3 separate regions of the Homo sapiens genome follow, and all the other regions are linked to region 1. The links are chromatin contacts, found by Hi-C or POLR2A ChIA-PET in ENCODE. All regions are on one chromosome and are shown on one strand. Each heading gives the region's core, a stretch centred on a gene start or an enhancer-like site at or near the end of the contact. The rest is flanking DNA. Distances are from core to core; before and after follow the strand shown. Region 1 holds the start of CMTR1 (cap methyltransferase 1). Region 2 holds the start of SAYSD1 (SAYSVFN motif domain containing 1). Region 3 overlaps BTBD9 (BTB domain containing 9).

Evidence for each region. A loop is a pair of places that touch in the nucleus more often than their neighbours do. ChIA-PET counts read pairs that join two places held with the same protein, here RNA polymerase II (POLR2A). Pooled maps may share reads with other maps.
Region 2: a map of CD8-positive, alpha-beta T cell shows a loop between it and region 1 (6-fold over the local background). The contact joins the promoter of SAYSD1 here to the promoter of CMTR1 in region 1. A Hi-C loop is called at or near these places in 2 of 168 maps with a recorded cell type or tissue (CD4-positive, alpha-beta T cell and CD8-positive, alpha-beta T cell) and 6 of 50 pooled maps.
Region 3: a loop to region 1 is called in a map of B cell, with 6 times the contacts of the local background. The contact joins the enhancer-like site here to the promoter of CMTR1 in region 1. A Hi-C loop is called at or near these places in 1 of 168 maps with a recorded cell type or tissue (B cell) and 5 of 50 pooled maps. POLR2A ChIA-PET finds 5 or more read pairs at or near these places in 1 of 52 experiments (activated B cell).

The regions. Positions count from the first base shown.
Region 1 is chr6:37,431,230-37,434,764 of GRCh38, forward strand. It overlaps CMTR1 (cap methyltransferase 1), which reads left to right and starts at 1,992. Exons shown (of 24, transcript NM_015050.3): 1 at 1,992-2,148. It overlaps LOC107986531 (a long non-coding RNA gene), which reads right to left and starts at 1,994. Exons shown (of 2, transcript NR_171666.1): 1 at 1,822-1,994; 2 at 999-1,706. RefSeq lists enhancers at 1,674-2,175, 1,868-2,147 and a silencer at 2,148-2,337.
Region 2 is chr6:39,113,227-39,116,761 of GRCh38, forward strand. SAYSD1 (SAYSVFN motif domain containing 1) reads right to left here and starts at 1,960. Exons shown (of 2, transcript NM_018322.3): 1 at 1,657-1,960. The coding sequence starts at 1,863. RefSeq lists an enhancer at 1,554-1,843.
Region 3 is chr6:38,570,823-38,574,357 of GRCh38, forward strand. The region is part of intron 6 of BTBD9 (BTB domain containing 9); the gene reads right to left. Among named protein-coding and RNA genes, the nearest start is that of BTBD9, 67 kb to the right of the region's middle. Within about 2 kb of position 1,534, at least 6 of the 41 ENCODE cell types and tissues checked have a DNase peak (open chromatin) inside an H3K27ac peak, as active enhancers do; they include B cell, where a contact is called at or near this core.

The DNA.
Region 1 (3,535 bases), core at 742-3,241:
TCATTTCCTATACCTTATTTTATACCCTTCAAATTATTATTTTGAGAATGGGTCCATAAGCTCTACAAGATTACCAAAAGTGTTCATGTCATAATGCATGCTAAGAAGCCTCAGTGAGGTGGAAAGAAGGACACTAAACTTTAGAACATAGAGAACTAGGTAAATACCTGTTTGCTGCTTCCTAGCTCTGTAATCTTGAACATATCACTCAACCTTCATTCATATTCCACACTTCCACAGATTCAGTAAATATCTATTGAGCACTGACCACCAGCCTCTGTTAAATCTTGTGAATTTAATACAGACAGACAATCTTTCCTGTACAGAGTTTACAGCTGAGTCGGGGAGGCAGATGAGTCCACAGGCCATTATACAACACCGTGGTAAGTGCTTTGATAGTGGAAGGACAGAGTGCTTTAGGAGCTCAGAGGTGGGTCTCCCAACCTAGATTTGTGACATCAGGAAATATTTCGAGATAGGGACACTAAAGTGACTCCTGAGGGATAAATGGACATTAGCCCAGCAAAGAGGAGAAGCATGATCCAGGCAGGGGGCTGAACTCTTAAGAGACATGGCATGTTTTGTTTTGTTGTGTTCTGTTTTTGAGATGGAGTCTGGCTCTGTCGCCCAGGCTGGAGTGCAGTGGTGCAATCTCTGCTCACTGCAACCTCTGCTTCCCAGGTTCAAGCGATTTTCCTGACTTACCCTACTGAGTAGCTGGGACTATAGGTGCGCACCACCACACCCAGCTACTTTTTTTGTATCTTCAGTAGAGACGGGATTTCACCATGTTGGCCAGGCTGGTCTCGAACTCCTGACCTCAGGTGATCCATCCGCCTCAGCCTCCCCACGTGCTGGGATTACAGGTGTGAGCCACCGCGCCCGGCGGAGACACGGCATATTTGATAAACTGAGAAGAGTCAGCATGGGGAGAACTAAGGGATAGCAGTACAAGGCATACCTGAAGAAGGGGTCATGCTGGAGGGTCTCAGAGGCCATTTTAAGGACATTAGCTTTATTCTAAGAGCAATGGGACATCATTGATGGATTTTAATCATTGTTGGGTTGTGACAGGATCAGGTTTAATTAATCAATTTTAAATTCCCTTCTTTTCACAGGTGTTGAAAATTATAAAAATCACTTTGGTTTTGTGAAGAACGCATTAGAGGGATCACAACTGGAGACAGTCACGGGAGTTTGGAGTTACTGGAGAAATTCTGCCGAGAGGGGGTAAGTGCATGAATTGTGGCAATGGGGATGGGGGTGAATGGATGGATTTGAAAGACAATTAGGAGGTAAGCGCAATTAAGTGTATGAGAAACTTTGGGGTATGAAGAAGAGGGAGATTCCTCAGATTTCTAGCTGGACCAACAGGATGGATGGCAGCGCCCTTCACCAGGAAAAAAGTGAGCTGATGGAAGAACATAAGGTGAAATTTGAATTCATGGGGTTTGAGGTGACTGAGTGAGGATGTCCAACAGACGTTTGGCCATATTGGCCTGAAAATCAGAAGAGAGGTTTGAGATGGAGAGCCAACTGTGCCCATATGGTAAGATGCTACAGGCGGCATTCCTTCTGTCCTCCCGTCCTTCGTTCAAAATCTGTTGAGATGTCCCATAGGCTGGATGTTGGGGATACAGCAGGGAACAAGAACACTGCGTTCGCTCAACCAGTTTACCATCTACCTCTCTGAACTTGTTCTTAGTCTGTAAAATGAAGATAATGATAAGATTAAGTAAGATGAGGTCGTGTGAGGGCACCTAGCACTTACAATTTTTGTATTGGTTTCTCTTCCTCAGAGCCAAAGGAGGAGATAGTTACTTTTGCTTTTGCAGCCTTTTCCGGGCGGCTTTTCCGCGCAGGCGCCCCTGGACCTCCCAGGTTGAGAGGTGGAGCGGGCCAAACCTCAGCTGCCTTTCCCGGGGCCGGGACCCGGCCGGGGGAGGACCGAGGCGCGGCGCTGTCCGTGACGTCATCAGGCTGCGCTGCCCGCAGTACTGGACCCGAGCGCGACGGTGCGGCTGGCGGACCCGGGCTGGCTTGTGGGGAAACGAAACTGAGGGAGGAGGCGGCGGCTCTGGCAGCGGCGGCGACAGTGTCGGCCTGACCCCCCCTCCGCTCCCCGGCAGCTCGCTCTCTCCCCTCAGCGTGAGTGCCGACGCGCGGCCCGGGGGGAGCAAGCGGGCGGGCGCGCGGGCTCAGCATCCTTCTCCCCTCCACCGCCGCCTGGGCCCCCCGCCCGCGGTTATGGGTCTCCTCGCCTTCTGGCCCCTTATGTCTTCCCTCCTCCTCCCACCCCCAACGCCGGCTCCCTGGAGCCCGAGCTGCCGCTGACACACGTCTCTGCGCACACATTCACACGCTCATGTTATCTTCAAATGAAGGGACTGGCCGGGAGACATGGGAGCTTATCTCTTCTCTCTGTGATTAGGGGTGGCAGTGCCAAACCGAGGCCCAGGGAGAGAAGACTGCAGAGGGGATTTGAACCCCTTCTGTGCGGAAGCAGCAGGTAGAACCAGGCCGCTTGCCTTCCGCTTAGAAGTTCCCTGCCAGAGCATTCTGCTGGCATGTGTGGGTCACTTGAGCAGGGCACTGGTTAGCTGTGTGGCCTTCACCTCTGTGGCCGCAGTCTTTTCCCGTGGAAGATGATAGGGTTGGATGAGATGATTTGGAAGGCCCAAATCTAAGGTGATGTGGTTTGGGGAGGAGCATCCGCCTCTCCTGCCTTTCACACAGCTGTTCAACAGTCCGCTTTGAGTTTGCTGTACTTCCAGTCTCCCCCCGAGTCACTTAAGAATTAAAAGCTTTTAGCGCTTGCAATGGCTAGAAGCAAGCTCTGTGATGAGCCTTCCTTTATCTCACCCTGGGGGCCTTTTGGGGGTATTTAAGACTACGGCTTAAAGTGAAATGTGGCTTAGCTTGGTCTTGCTTTCTGTTTGCTCAGTGTCTCCGGTTCTTCCCTGGGACAGCCCCTGCCTGTATCTAGTAAGAGGCTGCTTTCTCAGGAAGGTGGCGGTTGTGCATTGGGTTGATTGGCTCTTCCTTGAGTTGGAGAGAACTGAAACATGTGATCCAGGGTTTTACGAGGTTGGGAGCATCAGTGACACTTTTGGGTTTCAATACTTTCTTGCTGTACCTCGCCTTCCCTAAGGATTGTTTCCCAGCTTGTCGCCCACCCTGTATTGAGTCCTCTTTTCTGAGTTCTCTACAGCCAATCAGTTGTGTGTAAGCCACACTGTATTCACTACTTCTCTTGCTTGCTCTTTAACTTGATAATTCGTTAAGATTTCAGGGTTTCATAATCACTTCATTCCATCTTATTTTTTTCTCGTGCTTATCTCTCATGTACCTAACCATGGGGATGGATGATTGATGGTGGCATGGTGCCTGTTTCTTTCTTTTTTGTTTTTTTGAGACGGAGTCTTGCTCTGTCGCCCAGGGTGGAGTGCAGTGGTGTGATCTCGGCTCACTGCAACCTCCGCCTCAGCAATTCAAGCGGTTCTCCTGAGTAGCTGGGACTACAGGCATGTGCCAC
Region 2 (3,535 bases), core at 710-3,209, 1.7 Mb after region 1:
GAACTGTATGTTAAAAGAGATAAATTCTGTAGTATGTAAACCTTATTTCAATAAAGCTGTTTCAATTAAAAAAACAAAAATTAAAAATAATTTAAAAAAATAGAATGCTAAAGAAATCTCTGACAGGCCACAGTGTGCCATCAAAATTGTCTGACATGAATTGTAAATTAGACTTTTTCTTTTCTAAACTAGAGGCAGAATCTGAAGAAAAAAAATTAAATGAGAATTTTCACACCAGAGCAAACCCAGAAATGATAAGTCAATGAAAATGAGCTTAAGGCAGAGTCCCTTATGGAAAAACAGAGCAATTAACAAGAAACTGGAGGTCCAGCATTTCCTCTCATCCTTTTGTCTGGCAATCAGCGTTTGGGTTCTCAATAATGGAAGTTTTTCTCTGAATTCAGTTTCTCTGGGTCCACCTCAATGATCTCATTCCTTTGGAAATGAGACATACAGTCAAAAGTTCATTGCATGGGTTAGACATTGTTTTTTAACTGCAGAGAGAAAAAGAATAAGGGAAATGGTTTCTAAAATCTTAAGCAAGTGTTGTACTTAGAAAGTTCTAGTCAACAATAAAATTATCCAAAGACAATTAACACAAACTGCACACAAGGAAATGGATTGTCTGAACTCTGCTGCGCTCTTTTCACCTTTCTGCAAGTCAGCTGGAATCCTGTATATCACTGAGAATATCAAATCAAAATTGAGTAATAGGTTCAGTAATTTTTAAAAATTCCCTCAAATCAAATGTTGTGCAATAATAGATGAACTTACAGGAAATAATTTTAAGGTGAGCAAGGTACACTTTTCTTCCAGTATATTTTCATTTTAAAAGGAATTTTTTAGTTCTTATTGCACTTATGAGGAACAAAGCACTGGGCACAAATTGTTACAAAGCACTCATCCCTTGATATGTTTTGTCTTGTATTTCCACATAGACATTTCAACCTCACTGCAAGCCACCTTACCATTTTACTGAGTTAAAACTAAATGAAAACACAAAAGGATGCAAATTAAATTCATCTGCAAAACAAGAGATTACCAAAACAATTAAATGTGAAAAGGTTATCATACTAAATCACTTTTTTTTGTTTGTGTCTTGAACATTCACTATGGAACTGGAATAAGCTTCTGCCACTACCGGCAGTTACAGCTACCACACTTTGGTAAATTCTGTATTCAAACGCATTTCTAAGTCACAGGCTATCTGGGCTACTAGCTGCATGTGCCCCAGGTGCGAATCAAATGAAGTTTTAATTACTGCTACTTGTGATCGGTATCCAATTAGACCTTTTACCCTCCTCCATTAGCAGAGGGCTGTGGCTCAACTTGGTTGTGGAGAGGTTTCCCAATGCCACAGGGCGTCACGATAACTCAATTCGGAGTGAATAATTTAAGAGCAGAGGTGCTTTCTCCCAGGACCCTCGACTCTCGCTGGAATCAGGACCTGCGTGGGTCGCGGGCTGGAAAGAAAATGTCAAAACTGGTAACAGTGCTGACACGTGTGGCCGGAGATGAGCGGTCCGGCCCTCGATCAGGATGGGGGGCCAGTAGCCCCGCCTCCGGCAGCTAGGGCCACACCCCCGGCAGCTAGGGCCGCGCCCTCGACTGTGGCTCCGAGGCCAGGTCCTAGGGCCGAAGTTTCCATCGTCTCACCTGAACTAGGCCGGGCTGGGCCCGGGCACTCGCGGGCCTAGGTTTCCATACCAGGAACCGCTTTAGCCAGCCTGGGGCTGCCTTTAGAGTCGCTGCTGCTTCCGCCTTCTCTCCTGGGGTTTGTGCGCCCTGACTGGCAGCAGGGGGTTGGGCCGCCAGACCCGCCCGTTTCCGCGCCGCCCGAAACTCAGCTAACCGCTGTTCCATGGCGCGCGCCTCGCGTCCGTTGGCCGATAAGGGAGCGCGCGCCCGCAGGCCGCACAGCAGTTGCCTCCGCTCGGCCCGCGCCGGCCGCCGTGCGCCTGCGTGGCAGAAGCCCCTGCTGAGCATGCGCACTGGTGTGACCCGCGTCTCCTCCGTTTGTGAAGTCTGGCGGGTCGCGTGTATACTCAGCCGTTCTCTCTTCACAGGCACGTGGACACAGTGTCACCTCCTCAAGCCAAGTCTAAAGCACAGGGCTGCCCCATTGCCCTCTCCCAAAGGCCGCTCTGCCTTGCTGCATCTCACTTAAGGGCTCGAGGCCCCACTGATCCAGCGTCCTGTATTCGGGATCTCTGTTGCTGGGCCCCAATGAACAGCGCCACAGTGAGAAGATGGTTCCAGGGGTTAGGAGAGGCCCGTGATCTCTACGACATTCCAGCGTCAGAGGAATAACAGGCTACATCTTACCCTTTTTCTCTTATCAAGGAAAGGGTATGCCAATCTTAGTACCTGGAGGGTGACTTTCTCACTGCTCACAAAGCAGGCTGTGCAGCTCCATCATTGGTCTTGCCACGTTGGGAAATTATCTCGTTTTGTGTCTAGATACGTCAGAACCTTAAAAAAACCAACAACAAAAACTTTTATTGGGGTGCAACATAAAATACACATCTTAAGAATATGACTCAGTAGATTTGCTCTTATGTATGCACCTGTGTAACTACCACCCAGATGGAGAGAAAGAACATTTCTGTACTCTGGGAGTTTCCTTGTGCCCTCTCCCAATCAGTACCCTCCCAAAAGGACACAGTTCAGGTTAGGGGCTGTTTTATACGTTCTTAAAGCTGTAAGCATCTAGCTAAGTGTCACTTACATAATTAAGACTCAAATATTTGTTGGATCTGGCTGAGGGTGACTCGAGAAATTAGACAAATTAGAACAGAGTCATCCATTCATTTAACAGACGTTTACCTAGGGCCTGCTCTGTCTAAAGTCACAGGCACTGGGGATGCTGGGATGAAAGGAAAAAACAAACAAAAACCTGTTTTCTTAGAGCTTACACTCCAAATGGAAATACAGACAATAAACAAATGTGTATCTACATATTTCATGTCATATCAGGTACTGATAAGTGCTGTGAAGAAAAGTGAAGCAAAGTAGGCAATGGTGGAGGTATTAGAGAAGACCTCCCTGAAGGTTTGTCATTTGGGCATAGACTTAAATGAGTGAGGTATGTAGATATCTGAACAGGAGTGTTTCAGTCAGAGGAACAAGTGCAAAGGTCCCGAGGCCTCAAATAGCACGCTTGACTTGTTCACAGAACATCAGGGAGGCTGTTATGACTGGATTGGAAGGAGGGAGAGGGAGGCAGGGAGGGAGGGAGGGAAGGAGGGAAGGAGGGAGAGAGGGGGAGAGAGGGAGGGAGGGAGGGAGGAAAGAGTGACAGAAAATAAAGATGCCAGGGGCAAGATCGTGCATGTAAGGCCCTGTAGGCCATGGTGAAGACTAAGTGTGGTGGGAAGCAGTTAGTGGATTTTGAGCAGGAGATGATATGATATGACATATTTTTAAAGGATTACACTGGCTGATGGAGGTGGGACCCTGGAAGATTGCAAGAATAGAAGAAGGGAAACTAGTTAGGAATAAATATGGTAGAATGAGAAACTGTAGTAGTTTGAGC
Region 3 (3,535 bases), core at 284-2,783, 1.1 Mb after region 1:
GACTTAAATAGTACAAATAGTTTCACATGTTATTTCACAAATCACAGACTTTCAGAACAATTTATATTTAAATATGATGGTGTAAAAAAGCAATTTTTAAATTCTCTTTAGCTTCGAGTAAAATTGTTATAATTTAGTGACACCATGTGGCTACACTTTGCTTTGCATTCTTAGAAGAAAATGTTCCTCTATGAGGGTTGCTCTTGCTAGTTCAATTGTAATATCAAGGTTGTAGGTAGATGGACAACTCAAACTAAGTATGAACTAAAAAGATAACTTTTTAAAAAATGAAACTAATCCTGTTTCTTTTACATCTGAATAAGGCATTTCTTGAATTGTGAAGCTCTTCAGTCATAAGAAGAAAGTAAAGGCTCAGTATTATTCTAGCTAGGATTCTAAAGCAATCTAGTGAACACTGAATAATGTAAGAGTGTCTACCTTTAAAAGTAAATAGATACATCAATGCCCAGTTATGGGCAGAGGTGTAGGGAACAAAAGAGAAATGAAAGAAGACATATGTTATACAAGTGTTAATATAGCAGGGAAAGAATGCTTCCATAAATAGCAATGCTTATTTTCTCATTTATTTTATGTAGATCTATAGCACTATGTAAGTACTATAATCTAATGAGAATAGGTGAAAAAAAATTATGCTGTATCTATTGACACCAGGAATGAGGGGGGCCTAGAATGTATAGTAGCAATAAATGAGATTAAAATGCCATATACCAAAACACAGTAAAGTTAGAGTATTCCTCTAATGAGGTCTCCCACAGTAGACCAGCTACTGCCAAATAACATTCAATGTACACCAAAGAAAATATTTAGATGTTGTGTAAATATCTAAAACAATGGGCCAGGCATGGTGTCTCACACCTGTAATCCCAGCACTTTGTGAGGCTGAAGCAGTCAGATCGCTTGAGTCCAGGAGTTGAAGACCAGCCTGGGCAACATGGCAAGGCCCCATCTCTACTAAAAATAGAAAAAACTAGCTGAGTGTGGTGACACATGCCTGTAGTCCCAGCTACTCAGGAGGGTGAGGTAGAAGAATCATTTGAGCCCAGCAGGCAGAGGTTGCAGTGAGCCAAGATTGCACTACTGCACTCCAGCCTGGGTGACAGAGCAAGCCCATCTAAAAAACAAAGAAACAATCACACACACACACACACACACAAAACCAAAAACAAATAAAACAATGACCAGAAAATATCACCCCCTTCATCTCAGCTTAAAACACCTACCCCCCATCTCTGGCCTTTTCTAACCATCCTATTTAAAATAATCCTTCTCCCCTGACTTCTGTTACTATCACAGTACCATCTTTGCAACACTTATAATTATGTGATGTGCTTATTATTTGTTTGTTTTAATCTGTTTCTCCCAAATTCCAAAAGCACAGAAACCTTGGCAATCTTCTTCAGTGTTGTGGCCTCAATATCAAGTACAACAATAGCATAAAGTAGGCGCTTATTTGTTGAATGGGTGAGTGACGAATGAATACATAAAATCTATTTCCTTAGCTGGTGAAGCATGCCTAAATTTCCTGTTGTAAGTGAAAGTAGAACCATTCTAGTGAGATGTTTATCATCACTTACGGCCTCTAATGTGACTACAACAACCAGAAGACAGCCTAGCAGATGCTCTATGATACCCTTTCTTTTTTCTATGACACATATGGCACACACAATTTCTCATTCTAAGAAAAGAAGAAAAAGGAGGGAAGTGAACTACAATAATTAAAATACTTTCAGCAAGAATCAAAGAAATCAGTGGAACTGAGTAGGGTATATGCTAGAATCCAGCTCATCATAAATATGGCTGATCACATTAGGATAGCAAGAAATGATTATCAAATAAATGACTTTAATCAACTGACTATCCCTACCTGAAAAGATCTATGCAAAATATCCTGACTGTATTAAATACTTAAGATATAAGGCTTAAAAAAAAAAAACAAGTAGTGGAAAAAATATATATATATACATAAAAGTTTAACATACTTTAATATTAGAGTGAGGAATAATCTTCTAATCATAATACCAAGCCAGAAATCATTTAAAAGACTGACAGATTTGAATACATTTTTTAAAAAGTAAAATTCTATATGGCAAAAAGTACCAATAAAACACTAAAAATGCGTTAACAAATTTCATATATGACAGGCAAAAGGATAATGTCATATATATATATGTATTGATACAAAGTTCTCACAAGACAAAAAGAAAACTATCTCAGAAGAAAAATATGCAGAAGACAAAAACAGGCTTTTCATAAATAAGAAATTAACAAATGGCCAGTATTAAAAGATACTTTAACTCACCAATAAAGAAATTCAAAGTAAAATAGGATTTTTGTTTTAAACAAATTATGTATTACATTGGCAAAACGGTGACAGTGTCTGCATTGGTGAAGGTTCACAGAAAGGGGCATTTTTACATGCAATTGGTAGAAATTGAGTACAACATTTCCAGATGGCAAGTTTTATCAATATTTAAAATATATACATTATAACTTTATAATGAGAGATATTTCCATTTTGATAATTTTTTAAAAAAGGAAATAAAGAAAGAAACCGTTTTGTATTAACCAAGTTCATCTCTCCTATGCCAGACTCTAAATTGTCAATTTACACCCATCTCAACACCCTGTCTGGCCTTGTCTCCAGTAAACAACGCTCCTAATCCTCCTCTAAACTCTGACCAGCCCCTGAAGTAAATACCTCTCCCACCTACGCTCTTGTTCCCTCTCTCAACGGGCATAACCTTGAGAACGTTGCTTTTAGCCCTGCTTTCTTCTCTCTCAACTCCCAGGTTTTAGACCAAGATCCCACTTGCAATTCCAGCCACCAGTCACATGCACACTTTGAATTCTACTTCTATCCATTTTCGCTCATGTTCTAAAGTTTTCTCATTTTTCAGCAATATTATATGGCTGCCAAATTAACAGCACCATGTTGAGGAATAGCTCAAAATTTTAAGAGCACCCCCCAGAGTACTCAATATCCACCATTCATTACTAGTGTTTTCTGTTTAGTACTAGGCTCGATCATCTAAGAAAGCTGTGGAAAGGACTGGGAGAGAGTTTACCAGATAACCAAGAAGACAATTTGAAGGTTACAGATTATGGGTAAAGCGGAAATTGCCTTTCCTGAGAAAGAAAAGGCTGATAAGACATAACATGGTTCTCAAGGCATATGAAAAACTAAACATAAATTGATGAGTCACTTTTCTCCATCTCCAGTTAAAGGCTGAAGAGGATAACTGGTCTAAGCTTTTGGCTACATAGAGCAATCCCCACTTAACTCACGAACATTCCTAAAATGAGTCCAGAAAGGCAAAGCGAACCATTGCTCTGAGTTCATTATCATGGTTGGAATGTTCACACTGGCTTTGAAGCCTGATATTATCTGCCATTAGATAACATCGACTATCTTGGTGAGGTGAATGCTGACTGAATTACATTTGACAAGATAGATGAGTGGCAAATCTTATGTTATATATATTTTACCAACCAAAATATATGAAAACTCCTAGAC